Linked DNA regions of Homo sapiens: regions 1 and 3 are each linked to region 2. A link is a loop called in an ENCODE intact Hi-C map of the cell type or tissue named here. Cell type or tissue: OCI-LY7. All regions are shown on one strand.

Region 1 (2,500 bases), 140 kb before region 2:
ATTGAAGGTTCTTTGATGTCAGCATTTGGTTCTCTTTCCAGCACTCCTTTCATTCACTGATGAACATTGCTCCTGATTCCCCTGCCTGCAGCAAAAATGAATGAGTGAGCCGGAGAGGAGAGTAGGAAGGAAGGAGATGAGAACAGAATAGAACAGCAAGGAAGGACGTGGGTGGGCTAATTCCTGGAATCTTAACTTCCACCCTCTATTGCCACCATCCTATTGATGTGTCCAGGGAGGACTGGCCTGGTGCCTAAGGCCATCAGCTGCATCCTAAGCACACTGACGTTTCCTGGAGCCAGTAAGCTCATCACCTGCTGAACAGCTGTGGGGACAGCTCACCTGCCCACTGCTGCTTTCAGATTCCCAACTGGATATTCACTAGGTGATGTGTAAGATCTTCCTTCTGCTGAGAAAATGCACTTAGCTTGTTTCCAATTCACTTTCCCAGGAGAACTCACGGGTGATGAAGACTCTTCCACTTGAATCCTCTAGTCCATTGCTTCTCATTATCACCCCTGTAAGGAGACATTTTAGATATTTTCCCCAATCTCTCTCCCATCTTGAAATTTTAATACCACTGATATACTGTGTTTCTGTTTATGTACAACTGCAACCCTCTGAAGGCCACAAACCATCGAATAACTAAGTTCCTTTTTGTCTCCCAAGAATTAATTTTGCCCCTGTGGGGATGATAAAGCTCTTACTGAAAATCTCATCAAACCCTAGATAAGTCTTCTCATGCTTGTTGTCTCCAAGAACCCTTCTATCACCCTCTCTTTCTGTGTAGAGCGATTTGCTTTCTGCACATTATTCAACTTTCAATACATCTTAATAGTTATAAATTTAACATTCTTATTCTCTTTTCACTCTATCCTAAAGACAGTTTTATCTATGTGCAAGAACTGTGCTTATATTAGGAAAAGCAGTGCTGTTTGTGAAAGGGGAACAGGCCCTCCTAGCAGGGACAGTTGTTGCCTGAAGCCTTCTGGTCCCAGTTGCTTCAGAGATGAATTTCTGCAACATGTCCCGAATTACTGCCACCTGGCCTTTGGGGAGAACTTGAGGCTAACTTTGGCTTTGCTGCTGTGCAAACTTCCCTTTCTCACTTTCCAGTTCCCCCTCCCTAACTCCCCCTCTAAGAGACCCAGTGATACCCAGAATTCCCTTTTAAAATAGAACCCAGGCCTCTGCCACTCCGGGCTGCCTACTTCCCACATCAGCCCACCCCATGCATCATTGCTGAGCTTCGCTAGGTGTTGGGGACATCAGACTCATTCAGGCAATTCAGAATAAAACGCAACTGTCTCACAGGACTACCCATGTCAGATAGTTTAATATCAGAAGAGGAGCTGGCTGATCCAAAAACTCTACTTAGAAACACAAAGGATGAGAAACTTCAGGTCAAGATAATCTTCATTTCTCCTCAATTGTCTTCCCCACAGTTCCAGAATCATTCCAGGGTATGGTTGGCATTTCTGAAAGGGTTTGATCCCTGCAACACCTTAAGCAGAGCTCAAAGTCCATCTACTTTCTATCTATCCAACCATCCATTTGTTTCACAAATAAATACTGAACATCTGCTTTAGGCCAGGTACTGTGCTGGCTGATAGGAAATGGTTAGTGTCATGTCTGGACTTTTTACCCTACTTGCAAGTTAGTAAGTTAGACTGTTACTGTTTTGTGGATGCTGGCACAGGACGCAAGCCTCCTGGGTCAGAAGCACAGGACTTTATGATCGACAGAACAGTAGACAACATGAGCACGAGCATGTCTGCATCAGCCCCTGTGCCCCGTAGCCCACGAAGACAGTGTGCTGGGGCACAGGTGGATGCTACACATACAGTGGCTTTGCATGGCAGCTGAAGAACACTGAGCTTGAGGAGCCTGCCATTTTATAGCAAGCAGTAGCAAGTCTGCTCTCCGAACTGGAGGGAGCTACTACTTTATCCTCAAGGTTGTCTGCTGCGAACATAATGTCTGCTGAGAAGCAGTCTGAGTAGAGTGGTCAGGGCCTCGCCTTGTGTGCTTACCCAGCAAGAATGTGCTGGATGCTCAGGACTCAGGGCAGATCACCTCTCTCAACAGTGAACTAAAAACACGCAGAGAGCCTACACTCGCAGCACATACGGTCTAGTGGGGAAGATGGATATATTTATTCAAACCACCAAGTGGGTAACTGCCAAACTGCAACCATGATGAGTGCCCAAGGAAAGGTGCAAGGGCTTTCAGGGCCTATCATAGGCGTACCGTTCTCCCTTGAAATCAAGGACACAATCTGCAGGGAGGACAGTGAGGTTCAGTAAATGAACAGCATGGGCCAAGGCCCCATGGCTCCGAGGAGCCTGGCCATGAAAACTGGATCATAGAACTCAAGGAGGAGCACAGCACAGGTGGAGCTGGGAAATACAAGGTAAGGGCCCACCCCAAGACAGGCCAGTGTTTCTTAAACTGTATACTGTGACCTGCTAGGAGGTTGTGAAAGCAATGGGGTGTACGC
Region 2 (2,500 bases):
CTCAAGGCTATTGTTGGTTTTGAAGCCTGAAGAGGGCCACCAGCCAAGGGATGCAGGTGGCCTCTAGAAGCTGGAAAAGACAAGGAGATGGATTCTCCCCGAGACTCCAAGAAGAACACAGCCCTCCTGACACCTCAATTTTAGGTGAGTCAACTTAAGTCCCATTTCAGACTTCTGACCTCTAGAACAGTAAGATAAATTTGTGTTGTTTTAAGCCACTGAATTTATGATAATTTGTTACATCAGCAATGGGAAAACTAATACAATGACTATTCTTTAAGGTTTCAGAAGGCAGCTGATTACAAACTACTTCGAAAAAAAATCTGATAAATATGGCCACTAAATCCCTATGTGGCTAATCACATATACTTTTCTTTTTTTTTCTTTTCTTTTTTTTTGAGATAGCGTCTTGCTCTGTCCCCCAGGCTGGAATGCAGTGGCCCGATCTCAGCTCACTGCAACCTCCTCCCCCCGGGTTTAAGCAATTCTCCTGCCTCAGCCTCCCGAGTAGCTGGGATTACAGGTGTGTGCCACCACGCCCGGCTAATTTTTGTATTTTTAATACAGACCGGGTTTTGCCATGTGGGCCACACTGGTCTCAAACTCCTGACCTCAGGTGATCCACCCGCCTCGGCCTCCTGTAGTGCTGGGATTACAGGCCTGAGCCACCACATCCGGCATTAATCACATACACTTCTTCTTGACTTCCTGCCCTCACTCCTGAGCCCTGGTAGTGTAGGGAGCCATGCTTTCTTGAAGCTAGGCCTGCAGGTATCTGGGCTAGCATGCTGCTGTCAAAAGAACCGCATGGAACTTTCCATTGCTGGCCTTGGAACATCCTTGTAAGCAGGCTTCCAAATGTAAGCATTGAGATTAGAAGGGCACAGCATTAAAAAGAACAACCTTTGGTTCAAAGTTTCTGTTTGTATTTTCTAGAACTCTTAAAAGTCAATATATGTAGGTGGACAAAATATTTGGTGAAATTACAGTTCTGAAAATAGCCTTATGTTTGCCAGGACTTGAGGAAGGCCCCCAAGTGATGTCTAGTCCACCTCCTGCAAAGGCAAGAAGGCGGAGGTTGGGAAAGTCCACACTGACATCTAGTGATACAAAACTGCACTGCCAAAGGCTCCAACTGAAGCTATTTGCAGCAGTGGGCTCCTCAATTCTGATGCATCTACTGCCCCCCAAGAGGGCTTGAAGACTCAGTGCACACCAGCCAATTTCAGCTGCCCTGGTGGGGGCCAAAGCAGTTCAGGCTTCTTTATGTTTCACTTACAAACTTAGTTTGGCCATCTAAGAGTTTTGCCTCTTAATTTTTGAAATGATCATTTCAGCACATTTTAAAGCTATAGAATTTACTGCTAAAAGCTTCTTTGTGCTTGCAGTGGCCAGACCCTTTAATGCCAAGTGAATTTTTTTATTTTCTATATGTTCTCAGAACAAATGCTTGGGCTGAAATGTCCTGAGCAAGGAATGATCTGCAGCAGGGGATGGAACCAGTACAGCAGGTACTTGTCCTTTTTAGGCCCTGAGAACACTGTCTGCATTTCATTTTCAGCAACTCAGAAGTCTAAGGTACAGAAGAAATGACAGAGAATGCTTCTTCTGTCTTTCCATTTTTCTTCTATACACCAATGAAAATAAGTCAGCAGAGATACGATTTCTAGTTCCTTCCTTAATGGCGGCACAGTTAGAAGCAAGACTGCATTTTTAAGGTTGTTGCAGTAACCCAGGTGAAAAAGAATGAGGAGGCTGCACAACAATATGAATGTACTTAATGCCACTAAACCACTTAAAATTGGTTAAAATGGTAAATTTTGTGTTACGTCTATTTTACCTCAATTAAAAAAATAATGAAGGCTGGACAGCATCAGTAACAGTAGGAATGGAAGAAGCTTTTGCAGGACTGATCAAATGATTGGATGCAGATACGTTTTCACATCGTTCTCATAGGCAAAATGTACACATGAACAAATACTAAACTGTTTAGAATACTAATGCCAAAAAACTTCTACAACCTCCACATCGAAACAAACAGACCTGAACATTAGGAAATAATCAGATTTTACAAGGAATGTGTTTTTTATACACTTTGGACATTTTCTTTCATAATATGTAAATATCAAAACCTTCAAGCAAATCATACAGACAAGAAAATAACATGTGCTGCATTAAAAACATACAGACTTAGCAAAGAAAGGACAAAAACAAAAAACCTCCTAAGGCAGTTTTGACTCTCAGAAATATACGAGAGAGCTAAAAACACTGACAGAATTCAGTTGCTTCTGTGAAGCAAGCGAAAAAGGGGAAAATAAATAACTTTTAGGAAGGCACTCCAGACCTGACCTGTACAAACAGCAAATTCAAAGGTTTTGAAAATGATGAGTTTTTACTTTTTAGAGTTTGTAATCAATTGAAATAGTGATTCATTGACATTCTGGGGAGGCATTAGAAATGACCTAGAATTTCTCTGGTAAAACATAGCATTTCAGTACGT
Region 3 (2,500 bases), 170 kb before region 2:
TGTGTGGCTGTGGAACCCTGGAAGCCTGAGCTTAGCTGCCTTTCAACTTCCATCTGCTGTACTATTGAATTGGCATTGAGCGGTGAGATGGCTGAAAGGTAGACATCGAGAAGTTTTAATATTCAGAATCTTTTCTTCTCAAGACGCTGAATGTAATCTTAGTTGTAAATACCCATCACCTGCCAGTCACCGAGCACTCATGCACCAGGGCTTTGCGTTATGTCCTAAGATCCTCATAACCACCCTGCAAGGGGACTATCATCATTACCTCTGTATTACAGATGGAGAAACTGAGGCACAGAGAGGTAACGTGACTTGTCTCAGGCCATAAAGCTGGGGAAAGTAGTGGAGCTGGTTTTGAACCTGAGCTGTGAGACCTCAGAGCCCTAAACTCTGGTGCCTGTGTGTTCCCCTTTCAACCCAGACTTTGGAAATCAGTAGACACCATATGCTTCAAAAAACAGGGGCTATTAAAATGACATCAGGAGCCAGAAAGTCTCATGGCTGTGCTTTCTCTTGAAGTTTATACAACAACCAGATCACCGATGTCGGAGCCAGGTACGTCACCAAAATCCTGGATGAATGCAAAGGCCTCACGCATCTTAAGTAAGTGGGGTAGGCACCAGGTTCCTTAGTATATTCTCTTGATCACCCCCTTCTGTTGTTCAAAGATTAAATGTCACAGTAAAGAGCTTTCATCCTAAAGCCTTCCACTTGTCCCAGGGCCATGTTGGTCAAGTAAAGATACCTCTGTGTGATCTGTGAGGCTTGGATTCTGGAAGGGCCTCCCGTTATTGGTAGGGGGAAAGGTTGGCATTTTGATTTCATTAACTACTAGGCCGAAGAAAGGACTAACTCTCACCCTTTCTGGTGGTCTTTTTGCCCCAAGGGAGTTTCCTGTCGGGTTGCAAGGAAGAGCTTGGGCCCTTGCCCTGCTGTAGGTGTGCCCTGCGCAGGGGGTGACAGTGCGCCAGGCTTGGAGCCTCTGGTCCTGCCCTGACAGTGGCCACATACCTTGACCCTTGGCAGTCAAAGTGGGACCTCCCAGGTCTCCCGAGGGAAGTCAGTGATGCTGCTGAGGTCAATTAGAGGACCCCAGGGAGGGCTCAGGTCCCTGAGCTTCTGCAGAGACTGTGGACCATCTCCTGGAGAGGAACCCTGACTGACTGTCCTCAGGGCTTCAGTTCCCTCCCTGACAGGAGGCCCAGGCCATGGCTCTTGTGGATCCCAGAAGAAAGTGTACGGTTCCCAAGATGGGGCTGGAAGGGGCTCTGTGCTGGGGAGGAGGGTGACCCACATTGGAGCCCCTGCATAGCTGGAGGCTGACTGTGTGTGACTCTCTCTGCAGACTGGGAAAAAACAAAATAACAAGTGAAGGAGGGAAGTATCTCGCCCTGGCTGTGAAGAACAGCAAATCAATCTCTGAGGTTGGGTGAGTAGAAGGGGATGGATGTATGTGGTACAACCTGCTGTGTGTGTGGGGGGCGGGCCTTGCTGTTCTTTTCATACATCAGTACACCAGAAGGACCACTGGGGCTCGCTGTCGGGGAGAGATAGTGGAGAGCTTTCACCATGCTGCGAAACTGAAACCGTGCCCATTAAGCAATAACTCCCCGGTCCCCCTCCCCCCTGCCTCTTGCAGCCACCCTGCTACTTACTCTCTCTATGGTTTTGACTACTCTACCTCATGTAAGTGGAATCATACAGTATTTGCCTTTTGGGGATGGCTGATTTCACTAGCATCATGTCCTCAAGATTCGTCCACATGGAAGCATGGGACAGGATTTCCTTTTTTTTTTTTTTTTTTTTTTTTTTTGACAGAGTCTCGCTCTGTTGCCCAGGCTGGAGTGCAGTGGCATGATCTCGGCTCACTGCAACCTCTGCCTTCTGGGTTCAAGCGATTCTCTCGCCTCAGCCACACGAGTAGCTGGGATTATAGGCACCCGCCACCAATCCCAGCTAATTTTTGTATTTTTAGTAGAGGCGGGGTTTCACCATGTTGGCCAGGCTGGTCTCAAACTCCTGACCTCAAATGATCCACCCACCTCGGTCTCCCAAAGTGTCAGGATTATAGGCGTGAGCCACCGTGCCCCGCCAGGATTTCCTTCTTTTTTAAGGCTGAGTAATACTCCATTGCATGGCTATGCCACATTTTGTTTACTCATTCATCCAAGAACAGACACTGGCTTGCTTCTATGCTTTGGCTGTTGTGAATAATGCTGCTGTGCACATGGGCATACAAATGTCTCTTCAAGGACTGCCTTCAATTCTTTTTTTTTTTTTTTTTTTTTTTTAGATTCTTTTTTTTTTTATTATACTCTAAGTTTTAGGGTACATGTGCACATTGTGCAGGTTAGTTACATATGTATACATGTGCCATGCTGGTGCGCTGCACCCACTAATGTGTCATCTAGCATTAGGTATATCTCCCAATGCTATCCCTCCCCCCTCCCCCGACCCCACCACAGTCCCCAGAGTGTGATATTCCCCTTCCTGTGTC

What was found. Peaks named below come from ENCODE experiments on the same cell type or tissue, not always from the same donor. Only the 100,000 strongest peaks of a DNase experiment are listed, where the experiment ranks them.
Region 1: it touches region 2 in a loop (7-fold over the local background); 76 of 110 quality-filtered maps call a loop at or near these places.
Region 3: it touches region 2 in a loop (6-fold over the local background); 10 of 110 quality-filtered maps call a loop at or near these places.

What each region holds. Positions count from the first base shown.
Region 1 is chr7:30,409,916-30,412,415 of GRCh38, reverse strand. No RefSeq gene overlaps it. Among named protein-coding and RNA genes, the nearest start is that of LINC01176, 20 kb to the right of the region's middle. In OCI-LY7, no CTCF peak of the experiment used is centred here; a DNase peak (open chromatin) is centred at 1,035; H3K4me3 peaks cover 1,299 bases; H3K27ac peaks cover 2,408 bases.
Region 2 is chr7:30,274,901-30,277,400 of GRCh38, reverse strand. All of the region lies in intron 2 of LOC124901607 (a long non-coding RNA gene), which reads right to left. All of the region lies in intron 1 of LOC105375218 (a long non-coding RNA gene), which reads left to right. Among named protein-coding and RNA genes, the nearest start is that of ZNRF2, 8.4 kb to the left of the region's middle. In OCI-LY7, CTCF peaks have their summits at 895, 1,122 and 2,400; DNase peaks (open chromatin) are centred at 710, 1,110 and 1,527; H3K4me3 peaks cover 1,325 bases; H3K27ac peaks cover 2,248 bases.
Region 3 is chr7:30,445,073-30,447,572 of GRCh38, reverse strand. NOD1 (nucleotide binding oligomerization domain containing 1) reads left to right here. Exons shown (of 14, transcript NM_006092.4): 8 at 523-606; 9 at 1,349-1,432. Among named protein-coding and RNA genes, the nearest start is that of NOD1, 32 kb to the left of the region's middle. RefSeq lists a silencer at 1,575-1,734. In OCI-LY7, a CTCF peak has its summit at 1,528; a DNase peak (open chromatin) is centred at 1,562.